Linked DNA regions of Mus musculus: region 2 is linked to region 1. The links are chromatin loops, found by intact Hi-C in ENCODE. Cell type or tissue: heart. All regions are shown on one strand.

What was found. Hi-C counts contacts between places; a loop is a spot of excess contacts. Peaks named below come from ENCODE experiments on the same cell type or tissue, not always from the same donor. Only the 100,000 strongest peaks of a DNase experiment are listed, where the experiment ranks them.
Region 2: it touches region 1 in a loop (2.3-fold over the local background); 4 of 42 quality-filtered maps call a loop at or near these places.

What each region holds. Positions count from the first base shown.
Region 1 is chr2:154,786,887-154,794,886 of GRCm38, reverse strand. It overlaps Raly (hnRNP-associated with lethal yellow), which reads right to left and starts at 3,777. Exons shown (of 8, transcript NM_001139511.1): 1 at 3,339-3,777. In heart, CTCF peaks have their summits at 4,211 (motif pointing right) and 7,426 (motif pointing left); DNase peaks (open chromatin) are centred at 3,006, 3,576, 3,966 and 4,746; H3K4me3 peaks cover 3,998 bases; H3K27ac peaks cover 3,170 bases.
Region 2 is chr2:154,652,083-154,660,082 of GRCm38, reverse strand. It overlaps Chmp4b (charged multivesicular body protein 4B), which reads right to left and starts at 3,057. Exons shown (of 5, transcript NM_029362.3): 1 at 2,712-3,057. The coding sequence starts at 2,901. In heart, no CTCF peak of the experiment used is centred here; DNase peaks (open chromatin) are centred at 2,012 and 3,142; H3K4me3 peaks cover 3,254 bases; H3K27ac peaks cover 3,395 bases.

The DNA of each region.
Region 1 (8,000 bases):
TGAACTCCAGGTTCATTCTCAAGCACCACAAAAGAAAGAGAAAAAAATGGCACTTTATCAAACCTACTAGTCAATGAACTCTGACCTTAGAATACAGGCCAAGTCAGCTATCAGACTTTTATGTTTGTTTTCTTGTCCTACTCCTCACTTCTGGAATACTACCTACTCCAAAGCCACATTACCATCAGAACAAAATTCCAGCTACTTTTGTAAATATAAAAAATCTCACAAAACACAGAAACAGATGAACCAAAGTGAATTTTGAAAGACTAAATGTGACACCTAACCCCACCCTAACCACAGCAGTGAGGATCCATAAGAATTTCTAAGACTCCAGACTCCAAACAGTCCCTTTTGTGTGCCTTTATGGAGAGAGAAGAACACAAGGGGGGTGCTTGTCACTGAGATAATCCACTTACTCAGCTGACAAGTTTTGATCCTAGCTGCTGTCACAGCTCCTGATCACGACAGCTCCGGATGCCCAAACCCTAATGGCAAATAAACATGGACAAACAATCAAAGAATATGTCTGGGTTCAAGTTCAAGAATAGAAGATCTCATCTGAAAATACAGGGGCTGATATAATCCATAACTCGCTTCAGCAATAAAGCTTGAACTACAGAGGGGAAAAGGGGGTTTTGCCAGAGGCACACCAGGCCTGCATTCCTGCTCTGGGGATGTCACTCTACTGCAGATGGGAACTAGTAAATCATCCTGCATTTACCGAACACTGTGAAATGAAGGAAATGCTAGCTGTGGCAATCACAAAAGGACAAAGATTGAATTATTTCACTTCACTGTGAAAGTCCTAGGGTAATCAAATTTACACCAGAACACAAAATGGTGTTTGCCAGAAGTCTTCAACAAGTAGTGTATGACCAGGAGAATTTCAGTTGGGAAAAGGTATGATAATTTGGCAATGTCAGCTGTAGAACAATTTGACTATACTTAATCCCACATAATTGCACACTGTAAAACTATTACAATGCCAACTGTTTAAAATTTGACATATATATCTGATACCACAATTTTTTAAAGCATCTGACTTTCAATGTTACTGTCTGCAGAGTGAATCCAGCTTGGCTCTGAACAAGTCAACGGAACCTTTCTCTAAGCCTGTTTCATCTGTAAAGTAGGGACAATAAATATCTAGTTCATAGACTGCTCCAAGGATTAAATGACACGTTCCACTAAAACTCTTCAGACCTATAACTAATAAAGGTTAGCTACTATTAGTGATAACAAGCATTCTCACAATTATTTCCTTGTAGTCTCCATAGTACCTGTACCTTGAGACTTTACACATAAGGAAACAGACTCAAAGGACCCCAAGAAGTGGCTCAGCTCTTTGAACAACACCAGCTAAATCCTGTGATCCTAAAGGCAAATGTTCCAATCTTGTCTCCACTGCCTGACACTACAAAGGCATAAATAAAGCCCTGCAAACGACTTCACACTAGATTAGAAATCAGATAATGGTTACAGCAGAGTACCTAAACCATTCGGAAACTAAAACAAAATTGGTAACAAGAAAATACAGACACTGCCTTTTAAACATTGAGGCAGAAACAGCAGCTGAATTTACACAGGATCTTCTGAGATGTCCAATTACCTGAGACTCATGATCTTAAGGCCTGAAAAGGTAGCTCATACTCAGGAAATGGCAATGTACAGGAGGTGTAACAACAAAACAGACTCAAAGAAAGGCTACTAGGAATCTAGTAATCACCAAGGTAGTCCATTCAGATGACATCCCCCTTTCCAAGGGTCAGAAAAAACGGAAAGAAGGGGTGGTTTATCGAGCCATCAACCTCCTATGTTCCACCATTACTGTATCCTAGACTCTGAAGGGATGGAGGAAACACAGTAGACCTACAGGTCCAAGGAACTAATGCAAACCTGTGAACCTTCTCAAGAACCAGATCCCAGCAGCCAGTATCAAACTCACTGCAAACACACTGCAAAAGGAAAACAGGTGCCAAAGTTAAGTTTAGCTCTCTTTAATCCCTCTAGGCCATGTTGGAAGACAAAAGAAAAATAACACTATCTGAAGGCAGGGAGTTAAAGATGACTGGAGCTGCCTACATTTCTGACTGACTGATCGCTAGGACTGAGGTGGGGGGATGATGGAGACATGCAATAAACAAAGTAAAGGGTGGACTTCCGTGAGGTCCTGAAGCTAAACACCTCAGAACTATGTTTGAGACTTAAGATCTCTGGACCAGTCTAAGCACAACACCAGCAAAAACATTTCCTCCTAACCACTTTCCCTCAGAGTTCTGATAGCAACAAAAGGAGATTTTATCTATGGCAGATCAGTCCCTGTCTCTCAGTCAATGTCTCAGAGAGGAGCCTACCTTTCTTACCTATACGGTGTTAAGACTAACGGTAAATCAAAATGCCCTCTGCACAAAGAGATTTCCTATCAGGAAATAAGTAACGGTTACTAACAGCTTTGTACTTCTACGGCGGTTTCATGTCTCTGAACCTTGATTTCTGCTCCTGTGAGCAGGGACAGCTCTGGAAGACCGGTGTGGACATGAGGCGATACATTCACGAAGTTCCTGGGTCAGTCTCGTTAAACGTTACCTGTTGGCATTTAACGCTTCTGCCCTGTACTAACTCCCTCCCTGAATTCACTAACACCCGGAGAGGCTGCGTTCCTCCTTGACCCCATTTCACCCAGGTGAAAACTGAGGCTCGGGCTGGAGCAAAGTGGGGGACGCGGCCCCCCAGTTCGAGGGCTGGCCGTTCCCTTCCGCGCTCCACAAGACACCGAGCAAAGGCTAGGCAAGGGTAGCGAGAAAGGCGCTCAGACAGACCCGTGAGGGAAAAGAAAGGACCAGTTTTGCGCGCCTAAGGGAACCTCAAAGAGCTGGACCGACTGGAAAGCCGGAAGAAACCCGGGGCCCCAATCCAGGCCAGAGCCAGGCCCCAGCCCGCCCGAGGCCTCCCCGGCGCAACCTCCGCTCCCTCCCCTCCTCCCCTCGCCGGTCGGGGCGGGGCGCAGCACAAAAGACTCCAACTTCCGAGCGGGCACCGGCCCACCCCCAACTCCCGGCCCGCGCCCGGCCGACCGACCGGAGGCGAGCTGCGAATACCAGGCGTCCAGGGGCGGGCGCGCGTGGCCCCGGGGCAGGCGACCCGGGGCGGCGGGCCCGGGAGGGAGCACAGAGGGAGGGGGCCGAGAGTTACTCCGGCTCCCAGGACTCCCGGGACCGCGGAGAGAAAGAGTTTCTAAAAATAGGCACCGGCCCGCCCGAGGAGGTGAGGAACGAAAAAGGCACACGGAACAGCCCGCCCGCACTCCTCAGGAGCGGCCCGCGGCCCCCACTCACCCGCGCCGAGGTCTGGAGGAAGCCGCGCGGCACCGAAGGGCGACGGCGCGTCTGCTCTCGGAGGGCGGGAGGGAAGAGGCGGCCCTGGCCGCCGCGTGAGGAGCCCGAGCACACGCGCGAGAGTCGCGACCGCTTCCGCCCCCTCGGCTTCCCTCGGCTCCGCACCCCGCGCCGCTCGCGCGCCCCGCCGCACTGACAGAGGCGCGAGCCCCGCAGCCGCGAGTCCTTCGCTCGGCCGCCACCAATGGGGCGAGCGCGGGGAGGGGGAGTGCTGGACAGGCGTCTGCACTCGGCCTGCCCGCCGCCCCGGCTCCTACCCGGTTCTCCTCTCGGTCCTCCGAATAGGATCCTGCCACCCGAGCACTCAGTCCCCAGCGCCGCCCTGCACGGGCCGGGCTCTCCAAACGCGTGGGCTCCCTGCACACCCCTCGCGCCGGGCTTTGGAAAGGTCCAGAGCTTCGGCGCGCAGAGGAGGAGGGCGGGGCCGGGGCGGGGTCTAGCGTGGGGTGGGGGGACGGAGGAGGCAGGCGGGGCTGAGGGAAAGGAGTTTGTGGCTTCCACCAGCCGGGTGCTGAAGGCGGGGCGGAGGGGGTCCCGAGGGCTGACGGGCGGGAGGACACGAGGGAGGAGCAGCAGGCTGAGGGCGGAGCCGGGGTGGGGGGGAAGAGCGTGCCCAGGGGAGGAGTCTGAGGGGCGGAGCTTGGGCCTACGGAAGCGGAGGCGGTGCTAAGAGGTTGCCGCCGGTCTGCAGGAGGTGGGCCTTGGTAACACCGCGGGCAGGACAGTCGGAGGTAGACCCTGGGCGGGAGCCGGAAGGAGGAAGATCCTAAGGGAGGAGCGCGGCGCGGGGGTGGCGCTTGATTGGGCGAGGCCTGGAGATGGAGCCCTCTCTGTTAGCTGGAGGCGGTGCGGCAGGGGCCAGAAGCAATTGGAGCGGTTATTTCACTTTCTAGGAATTAGAATGCTACCATTCGCTGGGAAGGCTTGGGGTTGGGCGGAGACGCTTCGATGTCTGGGGTCTCTCGTCAAAGGTGGAAAAAAAAAAAGCCTGATTAAGTAGTTTTGCCCTTATGGGATGAAATGTTTTCTTACTTAATCTGGGTGTTGGTTCTTCCTCCTAAATATTTATCATGTCAGGATCTCCCATTTGAATCAGTTTTTCAGTCTCCTGTCTCTCCCACTTACATCCCCAATTTGCCTCTCCAGACCATCAGGGGGTCTTCTGAGAGCAAAGAGGACCATTGTCAGCTATAGTCACAAATCTCCCAGAAAGCTGGAGACGTACTTATTTGTATTCCCCATTCCCTTCAGACCTGTGATTTCATTACCTGTTGGGAATTAGGACAGAGTTTGAGGCAGGGTCTCTGTAGCCCGGGCCAGCTTTGTACTTGCTCTGTAGCCGAGAATAATCTTGAACTCCTAATCCTCCCTGCTTCTGCCTTCCAACTGCTGGCATCACAGCGAGGCCAGGCCTCTTGAGTTCGGGAATGGGTGATTCAAACAGGTTCTCAGCCTTGAAGAGCAATCAGTCTTACTCACTAAACCATCTCCCCAGCGCCAAGACCAGGAATTCTTTACTGGTTTTTGTACATTACTGTGTTTCCAGACCTACTATGGTGATCAATAAACACTTCCATCAATCAGTCCAGCCCCTACCAACCTCCTCTGCTTTTTCTGGTTTTATCCAGCTCCTCACTTCCCTCTCTGTGTAACAGTCTTCCTATATTTGCTCAAATATACCATCTATTCTTTGTTGGGTTTCCTTGTCCGTTTGTTTTTTCAAGACAGGGTTTCTCGGGGTAGCCTTGGCTTTCCTGGAATTCACTCTGTAAACCAGGCTGGCCTCCACCTCATGTGCCACCACCGCTAGACTTTGGATATAGCAATCTATTAACTAACACCTCAGGCAGCCTTTTCACTCATCCCATATTCAGGAGGAGCCTCCTCCTCTGAGAAGCATTCTCTGAACTTGCAGCCCCACTGTCAGGCAAGCTGCCACTGGTGCCCTGCTCCGGTCGTGGCTTCCATTAGAAAAGATTGCAGATGATAGTCTGCTGCCACTGGGAATTCTGTGCACATTCTACAAGGTCCTGAATACCTTATCACCCGCTGCCACCCTCCTGACACTGTAAGCTTTAGTCTGCTATTTTGCTCCAGTTACTTCTTGGCTTTTTTCCTGGTCTTCTAAAATGCCAGGTATACTGCTTCTTGTGGGCCTTTGCTTTTGCCCTCATGTTATTCTCCTAGATATTGCTATGGCTTGCTCCTTGCCATTTAAACAGTTTCTTTTGTGCTTTTTTTCTTTAGCTTTTTTTTTTCTTTTAAGTTTTAGGTTTTGGGTTTGTTGGTTTGTTTAATGTTTTTGTTTGTTTGAGACAGAGTCTCACTCTAGCTATCCTAGAACTCACTATGTAGACCAGGCTGTCCTCAAACAACCATAGATTTGCCTGCATCAGTCTCCTAAATGTTGGGATTAAAGGTGTATACCAGGGGCTGGAGAGATGGCTCAGCGGTTAAAATCACCGATTGCCCTTCAGGAGCTCCTGAGTTCAAATCCCAGCAACCACATGGTAGCTTACAACCATCTGTATTGAAATCTGATGCCCTATTCTGGAGTGTCTGAAGACAGCTACAGTGTACTTACATATAATAAACAAATAAATCTATGAGGAAAAAAATAAAGGTGTGTACCACTATGACCAGCCATCTTCAGGCTTTCTAAAAAGAACTCTTACATGGTCAGGAGTAATAGTCCAGCACATGGGAAGCAGAGACAGGGAGATCTTTGGGAGTTTGAGGCTACTAGTCTACATACCAACTTTCAGGCCAGCCAAGATTATACAGTGAAACCCCGTCTTAATTAATTAATCAATTAATTGTCTTACCTGTCCACATTTTAGATAGCCACCTTTCACTACTGTATTCTTTCTTGTTAGATTCTTCTCCAGAACAATGTCCCATCTGAAATGTGTATATTAGCTGATTGTCTCTCTGCCAAACACACTTCCACTACAGTGTGATGAGTGCAAGGACAGGCTATTGTCTGTCTTGTTCAGTCTTCAATGCATAAAAATAGTAGATCCCTCATTTAATGTCTGTTTTATGGTTGACCATAACAAATCCAACAAAGAAATGTCAAGAAGACTCTCAGTATCACCTCAGAAGAGTCTCACAAGATGAGAATTTGAAGGGCGATGTTTCTAAGAAAATATGCTGGCAACACTAGCTAACAGTTATGCAGCACTAACTAGTTAGTTACCAGGCAGTGCACTGACTGCTCTTCAAGCTTAACCCCTGTAACAGTCTTATGAAATAAGTACTATTAAAATCCCCATAAGTGAGGAGACAGTCACAAAAGAGGTTAAATTCCCCAAAACCACACAGCTAGAAAAATGATGAAGTCCAATTTTAGAGTCTACATGCTAAATGATTGTGCTACGTTTTCTCTAATTTTTTTTTTTTTAAAGACAGGGTTTCTCTGTGTAGCCCTGGCTGTCCTGGAACTCACTCTGTAGACCAAGCTGGCCTCGAACTCAGAAATCTGCCTGCCTCTGCCTCCCGAGTGCTGGGATTAAAGGCGTACTCCACTACGCCCGGCCCCTAATTATTTTTTAAGACTTATGTGTATGGGTGTTTTGCAATCCTGGTGCCTGATTGCCTGATGGGGTCAGAAGAGGGCGTCAGATCACCTAGAACTGGAGTTACAGGTGGTTGTGAGCCACCTTGTCGGGTACTGGAAAACCAACTCAGGTCCTCTGCAAGAGCAACAAGTGCTTAACTACTGAGCCAGCTCTCCAGTCTTCCTAATTATTAAAATCCCAGGGTAAGCCAGGCATCGTCTTTGTTTTTGTTTGTTTGTTTGTTTGTTTTTTCCTTAGTTACCATTAGGGACAACAGCAAAAGACAAGATGTTGTAGAAGTTTTGGAGGAAAATGAAACTTAGAAAATATTTCTTGGAGCTGGAGAGATGGCTCAGTGGTTAAGAGCACTGACTGCTCTTCTAGAGTTCCTGAGTTCAATTTCCAGCAACCACATGGTGGCTCACAACCACCTGTAATGGAATCTGATGCCCTCTTCTGGTGTGTCTGAAAACAGCTACAGTGTACTCATATACATAAAATAAATAAATCTTTTTAAAAAAAATTTAAATCTGAAAAACTGTGTCTGAAACCTGATGAAACTGTTCAGAAAATTCACTCACTTCTGGATTTTTTTTACTTAGGGTTAGTGATATTGGGGCAAAGGGGGGTGTACAGAAGTTTACATGAGTATCTTCCACGATCTTTCCCCACCTTTAAAAAAAAAAAACAACACTTTTATCTCTGTTTATTTTATTCCCATACTGTAAGGTTTTTGTTTCATCTAGAATATCTTTTTCTTCTGTGCTTAGGAACACTTTGTGCCAATGTGGGCTAATCTGACCCTGAGCTCTGTAAATTCAGTGCTGTGTCATCGGGGCTTTGTTCACCAGGACATGCTCAAAGACCAAAGATTCTACATCCAAATGCTCGCGTTCAGCATCACTCCGAATCATTAAGCTTGTGTGTCAAGAACGCAGCCCCTTTTCAGGCCGCCCCGTCCTGGTAAGCCAGGCGTCTTGGTACGAGCCAAAGTGTCTGGCCCTGGCACTCCTCCCAGTATCCCCGTTACACCCACAGAACG
Region 2 (8,000 bases), 130 kb after region 1:
ATTTCTGAGTTCGAGGGCAGCCTGGTCTACAGAGCGAGTTCCAGGACAGCCAGGGCTACACAGAGAAACCCTGTCTCGAAAACCCAAAAAAAAAAAAAAAAAAAAAAAAGAAAAAAGAAAAAAAAAGAACCTCTCCCTGTAACCTCAACCATCTAAACACACTTCACCACTGACTTCTAAAATTACTCCTGGCCCTTCCCACCCCCACATTTCCAATCCTGACTTCTTCCAGGAAGACAGGCAGTGTTTTCTCATTTCTGACATTCAGAGTCCCAGCCAGCAGTAGGTCAAGATATGAATGGTGTGCACATGGTGGTAGTAAAACCTCACAGCACTGTCTAAGGAAGTGGTTAGGTCCTAGGACAAGAATACATCAGACCTCAAAACAATAAAAAGAAGGGAAGCTTGCAGCAGCTCCTGTCCTCACAGGCAAACTCAAAAAGACAGAGAAAGTTCAACAATTTTCCTACAACTGAGTCACTTCTCCAGTCTCTCTACAAGCGTGTGGAAAGCCAGTTCGGTCCCCTATACAACTGCAGAAACTAAGCTAGCCTGGCCAGGGACCTGAGTTACTGATCTCACTGTATGGCAGGAGGGCAGTGTGCTCGGCGTCTGGGAGGCAGGAGAGGATGCATATTGACAACCCTCCTCCACTCCACAGTGAGGAAACAAACCTCCAACATGCAGACTGGCAAAATCCAGGACTCTAATTACCACTGGTGAAAAGAGGGTCCTGATTAAGGCAGAGCTGTCAGAGAAAAGGGCTGATTAGAGAACACAGCCCCGTCCGTTCTTCTCCACAGCTCTAACTGGTGTCCGGTCCACAGATGGATGCCTGCACCTTCCCTACATGCCCTTCCCACTCTCCAGACACAGCCAGATGCTTAAAACTCTAACCAGTGATTAGGACTGGCTTCAGAACACCCTTCAAAAGCTTTCCATCCACTTAGAATTCAAACTCTGATGTTAGCAATTCAAGGCCCACCCCTCCCTTCGCTTCCCCCACTCTCCCTTCAACCACTAGAAAGATACAGAGATCTTTCAACCTCTTAAAGCAGGCCAACTTCCCAGCCATTCCTCTGCTATTCTCCCAACCAAGAAAAATCCCCCCAAAGCTGGGTACTTCAAAAGGCCGCAGTTCAAACTTGAACTTTTCAAAGATGTTACCCTGACCATCCTACCAAGACAGCACCCTACTCTATCACTATGACCCCACTTCTTAGTCGTAATTAGTGCTCATCACTAACATCTCCAAATTGGTTAGTTTCTTCATGTAGTGTCTCCCCTACCCCCACCATCTTCCTTTTTGAGACAGTATCTCTCTTGTTGGCCATCTGGGCCTTCAGACTGCTCTGTAAACACGGATGACCTTGGCCCTCCTGCCTCCACCTCCCAGGTCTGAGCTTACAGGCTTTCAGGGACATGCACGGCTAGTACCTTTTCTTTAAAGCAGACATTGTTTGATATCCCTCTATGAATCAGACTGGATGTCCTGGGTACTCAGAATTCCCTCAATGTTTGCTATGATATTGGCAGAGGAGCAGCCCTCAAGATAGGTTATCATTGTGATACAAAACAAGCTAATGTTTCCCATGTTAGTTAAGCCCCTACTAGTACTGGATATTATAAACACTCTTAGGAGGATAAATCCACTAAAGGTCACAGTCCCGGAAGAAATTTCCCTGGTAACCTTCTGGGTTAAATACTTGTTTGCATGATTCCTAAGCCAGCCCCCCCCCCCCACCTCTCTCTATCTCTCAACTTCGGCCCACTCTCAAGGGGTGACCTGTCACGCTATGATTCATGCTCACATTGTTGTAACAAAAACACACATGAGCATTTTGACTTTCTTTACAGTCATTCACACATTTTCACATCCATCTCACTGAAGAAAACTACAAGGTACTTCCTAGACAGTTTCGATTCCTAGACAGGAAGCAAAGAAGCTTTCAAGTTCCAATCAACAACAGGACTGGGTCAACAGAGGCAGAGTCCTCGTCATTTCTGGTTCAGGAGGAACGGGGAAGTGGTGAGTCACAAGAGGGTAAGGCTTACAACACGGAAGCTCTGAGAATCACAGGGTTATCGACATCTTAGGTCTTCCAGTGGCCAGCTCCTAGCCGGTGGATGTGGAACTCAAAACTTAACAAGTACACTCAACAAGTGAACAGACAGAGCGGGTCCCAGAGGGTCTCTTCACTCCCCAGTTCTCTTTTTTCTCCATAAAGGAAGCTTCTCAAGAAGACTCCTAAGTCAGGGGCAGAAGGCAGCTCAGACGTCACCAAGGGCTCAGGAGAGGACAGAGGTGGACCAAGAAACACATAAATGATAGGGTGGGGCAAAGAAATGAACCAAGGTGGGGGTAGAGGCAGTGGCTGGGAAGATGGGTGAGGCCAAAGAGAAAAGAATACAATGGAACAGAGTGGAACAGACTGAGCAAAGTTAAAGTGCTGTGAGATCTGGGTCAGAAGAGGCCTGCCAGGGTAGGGAGAGTTTGAAGGGAGTCTGATGATGCAAGTGAACCGGCTCAAGGAGACCCAGAAGGAGTCAGATGGAAAGGGATCCCCGGCTCGGCTGGACAACGAAAGAAGTCTGGCCGGAGAGTTCCAGAGTCGAGAGAGACCCCGAAACGAGTTAGACAAAGTGGAGTCCGGGCCTGGGGAGCCTTAGGAGAGCCAGTGGAGAGTCTGATGGGGCCCCAGCCGTCTCACCGCGTTTATTTTTGGTGCCGTGCTTCTTGGCAGCCGTCAGCTCCTGTTCGATTTTCTTCTCCAGGAACTCCTGCTTCTTGCTTAACATCTCCTCCGTGTCCCGAAGCCGCTGGATGGCCTCCTGGGGGGTCGGGCCGCCCTTGCCCGCCTTACCCCCTCCAGCCCCGAACAGCTTCCCGAACACCGACATGGTTGCTGCTCGCCGCGCCGGCCTCCGGCGCCCACTCCGGCTCGGCTCGGCTCGGCTCGGCTCGGCTCCCGCGCCCACTCCCGGCCTGCCGCTCCCCGCAGCCGCAGGCCTCGCCTCCACCTCCGCCCCGCAGCTGGGCCCGGCCGCGCCACCTCCCACAGGCCCCCACGCCCGGGCCCGGCCGGCGTCAGGGCAACGCGCCGCTGACTACAGCTCCCAGAGCACCACGCGCCCGCAGCCCCTCGAGTCTAAGGGAGGACCGCGCGCTGCAAGCCGGGAGTCTGAGTTTTCCGGCTCCTGGCGTACTATGGCGCATCTTTTTAGTCTCGCAGAGGTCAAAGGGCAATGTGGCATGCTGGAAAATGTAGTCTCTTTGGAATGTGTTCCGTAGAGATGAAAGACCAGGAAGAGAAGAAATAACTATTACAAAAAGAGGGGTTCGTTGTGCTGGTCCGTGATAGAACCCTGGACCTAATTCACAGCACGGGAAGTAATAGTGATAACAACATCACTCATTTTCTATGATCTCTGGAACATAGTACTTTACAATCATAATCACATTTGATTCTTAAAGCAGTTTACAACAGATAATGCTGTTCCTATTTTGTGTGTCTGTTTTGGAACCAGACTTTCATGTAGCCTAAGCTGGCCTTGAAGTTCCTAAGGATCAGAGGCTGGCCTGTCTCTGCCTCTGAAGTGTTGGATCTGTGCTGTTCCTAATTTATATGTCAGTGAATCAAGCCCAGGAAACTGGCTGTCTAACTAGCTTACTTTACCAGACCGGTCAGTTCTCTCTACTTGGATGAGCTGTCATTCTCTTTATTCACCTAAGAGACCTTCTGAAACCTAAAATAGACTAACCACCTTGGCAGTGTAATTCAACAGCAAAGCTTCAAAATCAGCCTCGAATATTCATTTAGATACTTACTTCCTCTTGCTTTCCAAAGCTGTAAATTTGAAATTGTCACAAGTCCTCTTAAAAGAGTTTGTAAGTGAGATAGGAATATAAAGGGCCCAGCTGACTACAGGCACTCAAATAAAGATGTGTGTTTTAAACAGGACTTGGCAATTCATGCCTATAATCTCACATCTTTTGAAAGGCTGAGATAAGAGGGCTGCCATGTGGTGGCACATGCCTTTAATCCCAGAGGCAAAGGCAGAGGCAGGTAGATTTCTGAGTTATAGGCCAGCCTAGTCTACAGACTGAGTTCCAGGACAGCCAGGGCTATACAGAGAAACCCTGACTTGAAAAAACCTCCTGAATGTAATTGTATTTCTGGCACTGAAAAAAAAAAAAGAAAGAAAGAAAGAAAGAAAGAAAGAAAGAAAGAAAAAGAAAAAACCTCCTGTCTGTTTGAGTTCTGACCTGCTTTCATGATGATCAATGATATGGAAGTATAAGCTCAGTAAACCATTTCCTCCCCGAGTTGCTTTGGTCACAATAATAGTAAGACACTCTAGGAGTATAGAAAGTCATGTTTGGGGGGATTATATTAGAAAACTCAAATTTAACTTAAATACTCTTACCACACAATTGGCATCCGTCTCTGGGGAAGAATTTGAACCTACATTGGGACTCTTGGTTTTGTTGTTGTTGTTTTTTGGTTTTTTCGAGACAGGGTTTCTCTGTATAGCCCTGGCCATCTTGGAGCTCACTTTGTAGACCAGGCTGGCCTCGAACTCAGAAATCCGCCTGCCTCTGCGGGACTCTTGTTTTTAAAAGGGTGCTGAAAGCCAGGGGCAGTGTCTGTCTATAGTGGCTGACACAGGAAACCTGGAGTTCCAGGCTAGTGTGGCCTTCATAGCAAAATTCTGTCTTGATCTCTAAAAGAAAATGAAGACGGAGGAGGAAGAAGAGGAGGAGAAGAAAAACTGAGACATCCATGATGTCTGCCTAGGATATGGGTACATCGCGCTGACACACGGACAGCTGCCGCCATCTTGCCTGAGGATTTGCCTGCCGTGGCAAGACTCACAGAGTACATCGGTTAGACACCAGTTGGGCTTCACTGTTCTGGCCTTTGGGTCAAGTGCGGGTCCTTTTGAAAAGCTTTCTTAACTTCTAACACCTCCGTAAAAGCCATGTGACAAACAGGGCTGGAGTGCTCTCTGGCTGCTCTGCCAGGCTCAGTTCCCAGCACCCATGTATGCGGTGGCACTCACAACTGCAGCCCCAGCCCCGGGAGAGCCATCGCCCTCTCTGACCTCCTCAGACACCAAATGCACGTGTAGCACAAATATATACACACATGCAAAACACCCATATAATAAAAGAATCTTTCTTACTTAAAGCCTCGTGAAAATAAGCAGAACATGGGTTACCCTGAACGAAAGAACCAGGGCACGAACACTCAAGGCAACCTTTCTGCCTTCACCTCTCAAGTGCTGGGATTATAGACAGACATGAACCACCATGCCCAGCTGGGTATCTTTTTGCTTTATTATTTCCAGTGCTAGCGATTGAACCCAAAGCACAGGGAACTGTGCTGGGTATGCTTGTTTACATCCTTAATCCCAGCACTCAGGAGTCAGAGGCAGTCGTTTCTCCATGAGTGTGAGGCTAGCCTGGTCTGCGGAGTGAGTTCTAGGTTTCACACGACTACATAGTGAGACCTTATCTCAAAGGGTGGTGCTGGAAATTACCTCCCTGGAGAGTCAGGTTGGGGATAGGCCAGACCCGACCCAGCAGAACCTGAGGGGGGAGAGGGAGATGTGTGCTGGAGGGGACCTCTTCCCAAAGCAATGGTGGGTTCAATTGAGTCTCTGTAAACCAAGTGGAGGCACAGGATGGGCTCACAGACTCCAGTAGATGACCTTAGCCTAGTAGATGACCCATACTCTCCCCACTACACTCCAGTGGATGGAAGGAATGGTCCATATTCAACCCTTTAGAACATTCGGTGGGCTCAGCCCTCAAAGCAATCCAGAACCCCAACACTTGTCACGCGCTTCGCTGCTGTCACTCCACGCCTGGTCACCATCACCTCTTGCTTGGACTATTGCAGTAGCCCCTTGAAGTGTGCCCCACAATAACTTCCCAAAGACACCTATCCCCAGAGTGTCCCTTAAAGGTTGTGAGAGGAATAGTATTCTGGATTATCCAGTTAGACATGGTGTAATTACAAGGAGGACTGGTATGCAGGACGCTCCTCCTGACTTTGAAGAGGAAGCCAGGCCAAGCCAAGAAATGCTGACTTTAAGAATCGAGAAAGGGCTGGTGAGATGGCTCAGTGGGTAAGAGCACCCGACTGCTCTTCCGAAGGTCCAGAGTTCAAATCCCAGCAACCACATGGTGGCTCACAACCATCCGTAACGAGATCTGGCGCCCTCTTCTGGAGTGTCTGAAGACAGCTACAATGTACTTACATATAATAAATAAATAAATCTTTAAAAAAAAAAAAAAAAAAAAAAAGAATCGAGAAAAATGGGCTGGAGAGATGGCTCAGCAGTAAAGAGCACCAACTGCTCTTCCACAGGTCCTGAGTTCAATTCCCAACAACCACATGGTGGCTCACAACCATCTGTAATGGGATCTGATGCCCTCTTCAAGTATGTCTCATGACAGCTACAGAGTACTCATATATGTAAAATAAGTAAATCTTGAAAAAAAGAAAGAGAAAGAGAGAGAGAGAAAGAGAGAGAGAGAGAGAGAGAGAGAGAATCTAGAAAAACCCAGGTGGTGGTGATACATGTCTTTAACCTAGCACTCAGGAGGCAGAGGCAGGCAGAGTTATGTGAGTTCAAAACTAGCCTGGTCTACAGAGTGAGTTCCAGGACAGCCAGGGCTACACAAAGAAATCCTGTCTTGAAAATGGGGAGGGGGATTCAGAGATGTGATTGCTCAGTAGGTAAAGGCACTTGCAGCCAAACCAGAGGACCTGAGTTCATACCCACACACATAAATAAAATGCAATTTTTTTTTTTTTTTTTTTTTTTTGGTTTTTCAAGACAGGATTTCTCAGAAATCTGCCTGCCTCTGCCTCCCGAGTGCTGGGATTAAAGGCATGTGCCACCATGCCTGGTTGTAATTTTTGTTTTTTTGTTTTTTTGTTTTTTTTCTGGTTTTTCAAGACAGGGTTTTCTGTGTAGCCCTGGCTGTCCTGGAACTCACTCTGTAAACCAGGCTGACCTTGAACTCAGAAATCTGCCTGCCTCTGCCTCCTGAGTGCTGGGATTAAAGGCATGGGCCACCACTCCCGGCTTGCAATTTTTGTTTTTAAGACAGAAAGTAATGGATAGATTTGTCCTCCCCTAAACTCCCTCGTATTAACACAACCCTGACTTAAGCAACAAGCAATATGAGCCTCTGACCTCCAAAACTATACAAAAAAAAGTTATATTGCTGAAGCACTATGTTTATTGTCATTTGTACCGCAGGAGCCTGATACCCCTCCCCACAGGCTGTGCCCTCTTCATCCTTGCCTCTAGCATTACCTCTGTACATGGTAACCGGTAACCAAAGATGCTTAAAAAGAAAAGTGCGACAAAAGCTAAGCAGAGTGATGTATATCTCAAACCCAATTCTCAGGAGGCCAAGGCAGGAGGATCAGGAATTCAAACCCACTCTTGTCGAGTTCAAGGCCAGCTTGGGCTACTTGAGACCCCAAACCAAATCACTTTTGAGTTTGGGGTGTAGTTCAGTGGCAGAGTCATTGCCTCACATGCACAGGTTCTGGATGGATCCCCAACAGAGCAGAGACTCCTACAGGGGCCAGAGAGAGGCCAGAGAGAGCCCAGAGAGAGGCCAGAGAGAGCCCAGAGAGAGGCCAGAGAGAGCCCAGAGAGAGGCCAGAGAGAGGCCCAGAGCTTAGAACATCTGCTGTTCTTACAAAAGATAGAGTTCAGTTCCCAGCAACCATGGTCACCATGCGAACAGAGGTTCTCAACCAGCTGTGACTGCAGTTCTCAGGATGGGAGGCCCTCTTCTGTCCTCCACAGGCACATAGATGCACATATATAAACAAAACTTTCCCTATATGTGGTATATATCTGTCTAGGCTGCACGAGAGACTCAGGCTCTCTCTGTCTCTGTCTCTGTCTCTGTCTCTGTCTCTCTCTCTCTCTCTCTCACACACACACACACACACACACACAGCATC